Regions from separate parts of the Homo sapiens genome. Here region 1 is linked to region 2. A link is a loop called in an ENCODE intact Hi-C map of the cell type or tissue named here. Cell type or tissue: heart right ventricle. All regions are shown on one strand.

Evidence for each region. Peaks named below come from ENCODE experiments on the same cell type or tissue, not always from the same donor. Only the 100,000 strongest peaks of a DNase experiment are listed, where the experiment ranks them.
Region 1: it touches region 2 in a loop (2.6-fold over the local background); 10 of 110 quality-filtered maps call a loop at or near these places.

The regions. Positions count from the first base shown.
Region 1 is chr11:33,264,346-33,269,345 of GRCh38, forward strand. The region is part of intron 1 of HIPK3 (homeodomain interacting protein kinase 3); the gene reads left to right. Among named protein-coding and RNA genes, the nearest start is that of HIPK3, 9.5 kb to the left of the region's middle. In heart right ventricle, no CTCF peak of the experiment used is centred here; a DNase peak (open chromatin) is centred at 2,286; H3K27ac peaks cover 4,581 bases.
Region 2 is chr11:33,713,884-33,718,883 of GRCh38, forward strand. It overlaps CD59 (CD59 molecule (CD59 blood group)), which reads right to left. Exons shown (of 4, transcript NM_000611.6): 3 at 3,487-3,588. Among named protein-coding and RNA genes, the nearest start is that of C11orf91, 16 kb to the left of the region's middle. In heart right ventricle, CTCF peaks have their summits at 1,700 and 2,519 (motif pointing right); no DNase peak of the experiment used is centred here; H3K27ac peaks cover 5,000 bases.

The DNA of each region.
Region 1 (5,000 bases), 450 kb before region 2:
TTTTGAGTAATTGTTTATGCTGGAACACCTTTTCCCATCCAAGTACTGATGAGGTCTGACCCTGCTTAGCCTCCAAGATCAGGCAAGTTCCAAGATCAGAAACTTTTCCATTTCTAATCTAGTTGGAAAAAAAACAGTTTAGATTTGATAGGCATTGAAATCAATAGAGTATGAGGCGAGCTCCTCACCCTAAACATTTTGTAGCTTTTATAAATTATATTTGATTTAATATGGATTACCAAGAAAATTGTCTTAAGGATGCTAGAAAATAAAAACTTGGCTGTATTTGGCTAGACAGTTATTTTACTGTGGAAATTTTAGAAAGTATTTGATTTGCTAAAAACAAAAAATGTTTATTTCAAATTCTTTAACTTCCCCCTACTTGGTTGTATATTATTTATAAGCATACAAAATATTTTAGAGTTTTTAAAAACAAAATAGTGAACTTGAAAACATTTGCAGGATATAACTTTGCTTATTAAATATTTCCTACCCTATAAATTGGCATATAAAGGCCTAAAAGTGCCAATTTTAAAATCTGTTTCAACTTTTTAAAAGCATATTTCAATTACATGTTATCTCTTTAATAATACAGAGAGTCTGGTAGGTTTGGTAAACTATACAACTTTAGATATATAATGCTACAGTTTTAAATAGTTAATGAGATAGATTAGAGTGATAACATTGAAAACTGAACCTGACTTTCTAGACATTTCTTCCAAAGAATGACTTAAATTAATACTTCTGAAGGCTCTAGGTATGTAATTTATTACACTTTCTATTGAGTTTAAATAGGGTGTAGTGACATAAAATCACAATGAAAATTACAGGTTATGCTGCTATATAACCTATAGCTATGATGCTGTGCTATATTCTCAAAGCCAAATAAGAATGTTTTGGGCCAACTTCTAATAAGACATTTTCAATGGAGACAGTAAGATGTCTCTGCAGTATATTGGTTGTAGTTTTGTATTTTAAAGTTAGGTAAGAATAATATTGGGTTCAAAAATAGTGGATTTGTAATCATTGTTTAATGTGCTTTAAATATTTTTTGTAGCTGATCACAGACTGTGGCCACAAAAAAGATAGAAATTTTATTATGACGGGTAATGATAAAATATTTGTATGAAAACTATTTATCTTATTGGCCAGGCACGGTGGCTCATGCCTGTAATCCCAGCACTTTGGGAGGCTGTGGTGTGTGGATCGCTTGAGCACAGGAGTTCAAGACCAGACGGGGCAACATGGTGAAACCCCATCTCTACAAAAAATACAAAAACTAGCTGGGCATGGTGGTGTGCACCTGTAGCCCCAGCTACTGGGGAGGCTGAGGTGCGAGATTACTTGAGCCCAGGAGGTCGAGGCTGCAGTGAGCTAAGATCGTACCACTGCAATCCAGCTTGAGTGATGGAGTGAGACCTTGTCTCAAAAAAAAAAAAAAAAAAAAAAAGCAAAATGGGCCGGGCACGGTGGCTCACGCCTGTAATCCCAGTACTTGGGGAGGCCGAGGCGGGTGGGTCATGAGGTCAGGAGGTCGAGACCATCCTGGCTAACATGGTGAAACCCAGACTCTACTAAAAACAAAAAAATTAGCTGGGTGTGGTGGTGGGCACCTGTAGTCCCAGCTACTCGGGAGGCTGAGGCAGGAGAATGGCGTGAACCCGGGAGGTGGAGTTTGCAGTGAGCCTGGGCGACAGAGTGAGACTCCATCTCAAAAAAAAAAAAAAAAAAGAAAACAAACCTATTTTATCTAGTATATATTTGAACGTCCACTAAGTGCAAGGTACTGTGCAGTGAACGAAGAGACTAACACGTGGTCCCAGCTTTGAGCAAGTATATGATAAGTGAAATTAGCTGAATACTGTAAATTTTCTTTTATATTTGTATATGTGCACCTAAGTTAGAAAAACACTGCTTAAGAAAAATGATTAACAATAGCACATTCAAACTTCTAGGCTGTTTACTTTATTAAAATGAAATATTTAAATAAATGATATTAAAATAGTAGCATTCATGTTAAAGTTGTGTGTTATTCACTGCTGTTCTTGCAGTGGGTAAAATCAAAATAAGTCATTGAAAAATATGAACACTTCTGTAATCCCAGCACTCTGGGAGGCTGAAGTGGGTGGATCCCTTGAGGCCAGGAGTCTGAGACCAGCTTGTGCAACATGCAGAAACCTTTTCCTACCGAAAAACAAAGAAAATACAAAAGTTATTCAGGCATGGTGGTGCATGCTTGTGGTCCTAGCTATTGGAGAGGCTGAGGTGGGAGGATTGCCTGAGCCCAGGGAGGTCGATGCTGCAGTAAGTAAACCATGATTGCGCCACTGCACTGTAGCCTTGGAGACAGAGTGAGACCTTATCTCAAAAACAAACAAACAAAAAACCAAAAAACCCTAATTTTTAACTTTATTCATTTTTTTTTAAACTTTGCCAAGTCCTGATGGAAAAAAATATTACCAGTTTTATCTTGTGACAAGTGTTTTCATTAAGGCTAATCAGTTTTATAGTTGAAGTATCTTATAGAGATAAACTGTATGTTAATTTAAATAAAAGAAGGTCATATTTCTCAGATGTGGCTAGTAATACAGTTCTCTTGTTTTCTCGTGGTTTTTTCTTCTGGACCTGTACAGTTTTCACATTGCCTGAGGGAATTCTATTAGGCTTGCCCTTTCTAGCCATATTTCCTTTCTCCTAAATTTAGAATGTAGAGCCCTTTAAACCTCATTCCTATGCCAACCTGTGGAAAGTAAACAAAAGGCGAAAACATTTCCAGCTTTTTGTTTTTTTTTTTTGAGACGGGGTCTTGCTCTGTCCCCCAGGCTAGAGTGCAGTGGCGCGATCTGGGCTCACTGCAACCTCTGCCTCCTGGGTTCAAGCGATTCTCCTGCCTCAGCCTTGAGATTACAGGCAACTGCCACCACGCCCGGCTAATTTTTGTATTTTTAGTAGAGACGGGGTTTCACCATGTTGGTCAGGCTGGTTTGGAACTCCTGACCTCAGGTGATCCGCCCACCTTTGCCTCCCAAAGTGTTGGGATTACAGGCGTGAGCCACTGTGCCCGGCGCACATTACAAGGTATTTTTAAGAATGTTGAACCTGCTAGCTGTAACTTACTTGAAACCACTACACAAAAGGAATATTATTATTATTATTATTTTTTTTTTTGAGACGGAGTCTCGCTCTGTCCCCCAGGCTGGAGTGCAGTGGCGTGATCTCGGCTCACTGCAAGCTCTGCCTCCCAGGTTCACGCCCTTCTCCCGCCTTGGCCTCCTGAGTAGCTGGGACTAGGCTCCCGCCACCACGCCCAGCTAAAATCTTTTTGTATTTTTAGTAGAGATGGGGTTTCACTGTGTTAGCCCGGCTGGTCTCCATCTCCTGACCTCGTGATCCGCCCGCCTCGGCCTCCCAAAGTGCTGGGATTACAGGCATGAGCCACCGTACCCGGCCGGAATATTATTTTTGTATTTCATTTATGTAACTTAAAAGTGTTTAACTTGGAGTCCTTAAAAGCAGAGATGTGAAAATGGCAAGTATTTTATTGTTTGGCTCCTAGTATAATTGTATATAATACAGTATTCTTGGCCAAGCTTGGTGGCTCAAACCTTTAATCCCAGTATTTTGAGAGACTGAGGCCGGCAGACCACCTGAGCTCAGGAGTTCAAGACCAGCCGGACCAACATGGTGAAACCCCATCTCTACTAAAAATACAAAAATCAGACGGGTGTGGTGGTGGGCGCCTGTAATCTCAGCTGCTCCGGAGCCTGAGGCAGGAGAATTGCTTGAACCCAGGAGGCGGATGTTACAGTGAGCCAAGATGGTGCCACTGCACTCCAGCTTGGGAGATGAGTGAAACTCCATCTCAAAAACAAATAAGCAAACAAACAAAAAACAGTATTCTTAATTAAATTTGACAATTTGGCAACATTTTGATATTTTATACATGTGTATTTAAAATTGAATTCTGGGCCGGGTGTAGTGGCTCAAGCCTGTAATCCTAGCACTTTAGGAGGCTGAAGTGGGAGGATTGCTTGAAGCCAGGAGTTCAAGACCAGCCTGGGTATATAGTGAGACTCCATCTCTATAAAAAATACAATTACCTGAGTGAGGTGGTGCATACCTGTAGTCCTAGCCACTCGGGAGACTGAGACAGAAAGATCATTTGAACCTAGGAGTTAGAGGCTGCAGTGAGCTAGAATTGCACCACTGCATTGCACCTTGGACAACAGAGTAAGACTCCGTCACCAAAAAAAAAAAAAAAAAAAAAAAAATTAAAAAAAGAATCTTGTATGAAAAGGTGTTTGGTATGATGACATGATTAATTGCCAGTAGCCTTGAACAGAAAATTTTCGGGAGTGTTTGCCTTATGAGTTGCCTTCTCTAAGCCTAGTGTGGCATTTCTGAAACTATTTCTAGTGGCCACTCTATAATTTCTCCTTAAAGTATCTCAAAATCTGAAATCTCCTTAAAGTATCTTACATCTGAAGGTCTATCTAGCTTGAAATGATTTTGCATTAATTCTATTGGAAGAAAATGAAATACCTCAACTTCCTAACCTATTAGAAGTTAATATATAACATTTTTGGGAATGTTATACTTTCATTTAAAAATATGAAATCGTATCTGAACTGTTCCTTAAGTTTAGGGACCATGCTCTTACCTGTTTTTATGTTCCCTAAAGTGTATAATAGATGTTGGAAAACAAATATATTACTATTATAAAAGGAGTCAAATACAGACATATGATACTCAACTTACATACCTTAATCAACGTGTAGCATCTTTATTGCATAGCTTGGCAGGTACCTGACCAAGCAGTTGTGAACATGTCATCGACAAACTTAGCTTCTCAAAACCCTCCTTTATTCCTGCCTCTTTTTTTACTTCTAACAGATGAGTCGCTTTCCTTGATAAAGGTCAGTAGGTATGACCTTCTCCCAGATTTCCAACCCTTTACCTCTGGACTTAATTCCAACAGTACACACTTTGGGATTTCACTC
Region 2 (5,000 bases):
TGTTACAGGTTTTCTCCTCCTCACTCTTTTTGAAGACTTCGGCTCAAGTCTATCTAAAGTCAACAGTCTTCAGCTGTCCTAGGCACCCTTAAATGTGGCCCTTGTTCAGAACGTCATTACAGCAGTGACCACTTGACACTGTCATCAGAGGCTCCTTCAAGACTAAGTACATTTAACCTTGCTTACACTTCCATGGTTTATACTGCTAGGATGCCAGTAAATATTGGTTGAATTAGCAGCCAACCTGTCTCTCTTCTAGACTTACTTTGTATAGCACCATCATATCTGTCTCTGTGCAAACGTCATAGCGTGTAGTTACACAAACTTACATGGAATAGCCTAGTACACACTCAGGCTATGTGGTATGTCCTATTGCTCTTAGGCTACAAACCTGTACAGCAAGTTACTATACTGAATACTGTAGGCAACTGTAATGCAGTGGTAAATATTTGTGTATCTGACCATATCTAAACATAGAAAAATACAGTAAAAATATGACACAAAAGATTTTAAAAATGGTACACCTGTACAGGGCACTTACTGTGAATGGAGCTTGTGAGATTGGAAGTCAGTGAATGAGTGGTGGGCGAATGTGAAGGCCTAGGACATTGCTGTACACTACTGTAGATGTTTTAAATATTGTACATTTAGTCCACACTAAGCTTATTTTAAAAAATCAACCCTAGTTTACTGCCACTTTACTTTAGAAATTTTTTAATTGTAAATGTTTTTACCTTTGTAATAAAACAGGGTAAAACACAAACATGTTATACAGTGGCACAAAAATATTTTCTTTCTATTCTTATTTTATAAGCTTTTTTATTTAAAAAAATTTTTAAAAACTTTTCTTGTTTTTGTTAAAAATGAAGACACAAGCACACACATTAGCCTAGTCCTACATAGGGTCTGGATCATCAGTATCACTGTTTTCCACCTCTTCATCTTGTCCCACTGGAAGGTCTTAGGGGTAAGAATACTCATGGGGCTGTCCTGTCCTAGGAGAGCAATGCCTTCTTCTGGAATACCTCCTGAAGGACCTGCCTGCTGAGGCTGTTTTTTTTTTTTTTTTTCTTTTGTAGAGACAGAGTCTTGTTCTGTCACCCAGGCTAGAGTACAATGGCACGACCTTGGCTCACTGCAACCTCTGCCTCCTGGGTTCAAGCAATTCTTCTGCCTCAGCCTCCCGAGAGGCTGTTTTATAGTTAATTTTTTTAGTAAGTAGAAGGACTACATGCTAACATGATAAAAAATATAGTAAATACACAAACCAGTAACACATTTATTATAAAATATTATATACTGTATATAATTATCAAAATATCAAGTATTATATATTGTGTTATATTTTAGTTTTGTAATAAACTACCAAACTGTCATCCACAGTAGCTATACTGGTTTGCATTCCCACTAGGAATGAATCAAAGTTCCCACTGCTGCTGGGCGTGGTAGCTCACGCCTGTAATCCCAGCACTTTGGGAGGCCGAGGCAGGCAGATCACTTGAGGCCAGGAGTTTGAGATGAGCCTGGGCAAAATAGTGAAACCCCGTCTCTACTAAAAATACAAAAATTAGCTGGGCATGGTGGCTTATGCCTGTAATCCCAATTACTCAGGAGGCTGAGGCATGAGAATCACTTGAACCCTGGAGGCAGAGGTTGCAGTGAGCCAAGATTGCACCACTGCCCTCTAGCCTAGGTGACAGAGCAAGACCTTGTCTCAAAAAAGAAAAAAAAAACCAGAAAAACAAAGTTCCCATTGTTCCACATCCTCACCAGCATCTGGAGTTGTCAGAGTTTTGGAGTTTGGCCATTTTAATAGGTGTGTCTCATTTTTGTTTACATTAACCATTTATAAGAAATTTTGGGATTTAAGAGCTGGAAAAAGATCTTGGCTTTGACCTCCTTTCCTCTCCTCCCTACCTCTGCTGTCCAACACATACATTTCATAAATGAAAAACAGAGGTGGAGAGAGCTAGCTGGTGGCAGGACAGAAGTCAGAGCTCTAATTGCTGCTGTAATATTCATTCAACACATAGTAATTGCCCTTATCGTCTCATTTGGAAACTATACTTAGTTTAATTATACTTAGTAGTGAGGAGTCCAAGAGACACAGTTGATCAAGCTAAAGAGCCAAGTCTTCTGTGCTCGTACATAATGACCATGTTCTCGCTAGGGGCCTTACTACGCTTCCTACATTAACAGTGAATGAATATGGTCTTCCAGTGGGGGCAGAGGGACTGGTGCCCTACAGAATCAAGAGCTCTGAATGGAAGGTTTGGAGTTTTAGCTGCAATCCAGCTAAACTATATCAAATTTATCAAATCCAGCTAAATATATCAAAATTATCAGATGCCCCTGTTTTTTTAGACAGGGTAACTATAATTTGTCTTTAGTTATTGAGGGATTTCTCCTTTCTGGGGAAGTTAATCATCTTTATCTCAGGTTTTTCTGAACATGTGGGTGTCCCAAGGCTTTTCTGAGTTTACCTGACATGTTCACCATTTCTTGATGTTGACACTGGGGGGAGCTGGTGTAGAAGGTCTAAGAGTACAAATAACCTTGTGGAGTGTTTTTATTATTAATCTCTTAGAAATCTAAGCCTGAGGGTTTTACCTTGGACACTAAGAACATTCTGAAACTGCCATTCCTCGCTGGCATCATTTGCACACATCGATTCTATCCAGAACCACACCCCAGCAAGAACAGAGGGCATGTCTTTGCTGGTTTCTTTCCTCTGTCTACCACTTCCTAAACTCTATTTTAACAGGGTGATGGAGGTGAATATTCTGTAGTCTAACAAATTTGGAAAATGCAGACTGGACAGGACTTGTGCATGTTAGCATTGCCCATCCCCAAATTCATGAGCACCTTGCTCTGAGGCTACCGAGCCCTGGCACCTGCTGTTGCCCCTCCCAGGCACACCCTTCCCTTCTTAGCCCTCTTACCTCCTACGTGTCCTTTGAGCTCAGCTTGAGTCTCCTCAGGACTCTGAATATACCAGATACCCCATGGAATGAGACAGAGGCATATATAATGACATTTAGGACAGCCAAACAGGCCTTTGTCATAATTTTAATTGTATGTGTCCTTTCTTTATCTTTGCATCCCTAGCTCCTAACCCTCTGCTGGGCACACAGTAGGTTCTCCAAGGTCTGGGAGGCAGCACAGGGCTGCTGTAAAAGAGCACAAGCTTTGGAATCAGATGGACTTCCATGTTCAATTCCTGAGTCGGTTACTTAACCATAATTTCTTGCTTAATCTGAACCTCCATTTCCACATTTATCAAATGGAAATAAAAGATCACCCTTAGAAGTGCAAAACATTAAATTTAAAATGTATGAAGAAAGTGCTTAGCCCAATACACACCTGACGCTAATAAATGGTAGCTATTACTTGATGCAAGCCTAATGAGGATTACAGTGGCACAATTTTTTTCCCAGGCACTTATTACCCCATTACATTTAGGAGACAGACAGGGGAGGCTCTTACCAGCTTTGGTAATGAGACACGCATCAAAATCAGATGAACAATTGACGGCTGTTTTGCAGTCAGCAGTTGGGTTAGGACAGTTGTAGCACTGCAGGCTATGACCTAGAATCAGGAAGAAAGTCAGGATCTCTTAAAGCAGCACTGACTTGTCCCCTGGCAGCCCACCATCTCCATTAATATGGGCCCAAAGTCAGCAACTTGTGGTATACTTCCACTCCCGCACAAATGTATAGCAGTTATATCTTTCCAAATTCAAACTACAGTTCCAGCAACATTTTTTGGACCCTGATGCAAGCACAAAGGAAATATCCACATTTGAATATCCATCTAACTGTGCAATTGAGAAGCTTCCTCCTAACCTGCAACTGGAAGGAGATTAGTCTGCAATGTAATGATGTGTTAAGAAGAAATTACCGAGAAACAAACAGAATTCTATAAGTGTCTTCCAAGCAATGAATATGCCCAATTAAATCACATCCTCGTGGGTTGATGATCAATGTCTGGCAATACCTATCTGCGTGAAAATACATTTTCAAAATGAAATATGTAAAATGTCATCACAGATTAGTATTAATAGATGAACATCTGCAATTGATTTGATGCGAGGGAACACTAATTTTGAACCCCAATTAAGCAAATGGTTATCCCCCTAAAAAGAATTCTATTCCCCTCATTAGTAGATGTGTATTATTATGCTGGACTCAATAATTATGTTATGAATTTTGTCAATAAAAAAATCTGTGAAAATTTTGTTTCTTATTATTGAGGTAAGTCTCATAATACCCTTGATTTTGCCTCTTGGTCTGCAAAGCTTAAAATATTTACTATCTGGGCCAGGCGCAGTGGCTCACGCCTGTAATCCCAGCACTTAGGGAAGCCGAGGAGGGTGGATCACCTGAGGTCAGGAGTTTGACACCAGCCTGGCCAACATAGCGAAACCCCATCTCTACTAAAAATAAAAAAATTAGCCAGGCATGGTGGTGCACACCTATAATCCCAGCTACTTGGGAGGCTGAGGCAGGAGAATCGCTTGAACCCAGGAGGCAGAGGTTGCAGTGAGCCACAATTGCACCACTGCACTCCAGCTTGGGTGACAGAGCAAAACTCTGTTTAAAAAAAAAAAAAAATTGCTATCTGGTCCTGTACAGAAAAAGTTTGGTAACCTCTGGGACAGGGTATCATTACTGAACTACCCCCTTCTAAGGGACTGACCGAATGCCAGGAGTACACACTGTCAAAGACAAGACAACAGCTGTGCACTTTAAACCCATGGGCATAGGACAGCTGGGTACCAGCAGACACAACGTGAGGGTCATCTTACATCAGAAGCAAATTGCCTCCAGTTCCCTAGTTTGAAAAACAATTATTGCTCCCAGTCAATTCTTAAGACTCATCCTTGCTAGCTGTCAGTTTTTGCTGGGTTATTTTTCCTTCTCCATTTTTGTAACAACAGTGACAACAAAAAGATGAGTTACAGTCCACACGTGTGATGGGGAGAGACTGAGGAAGCAAGA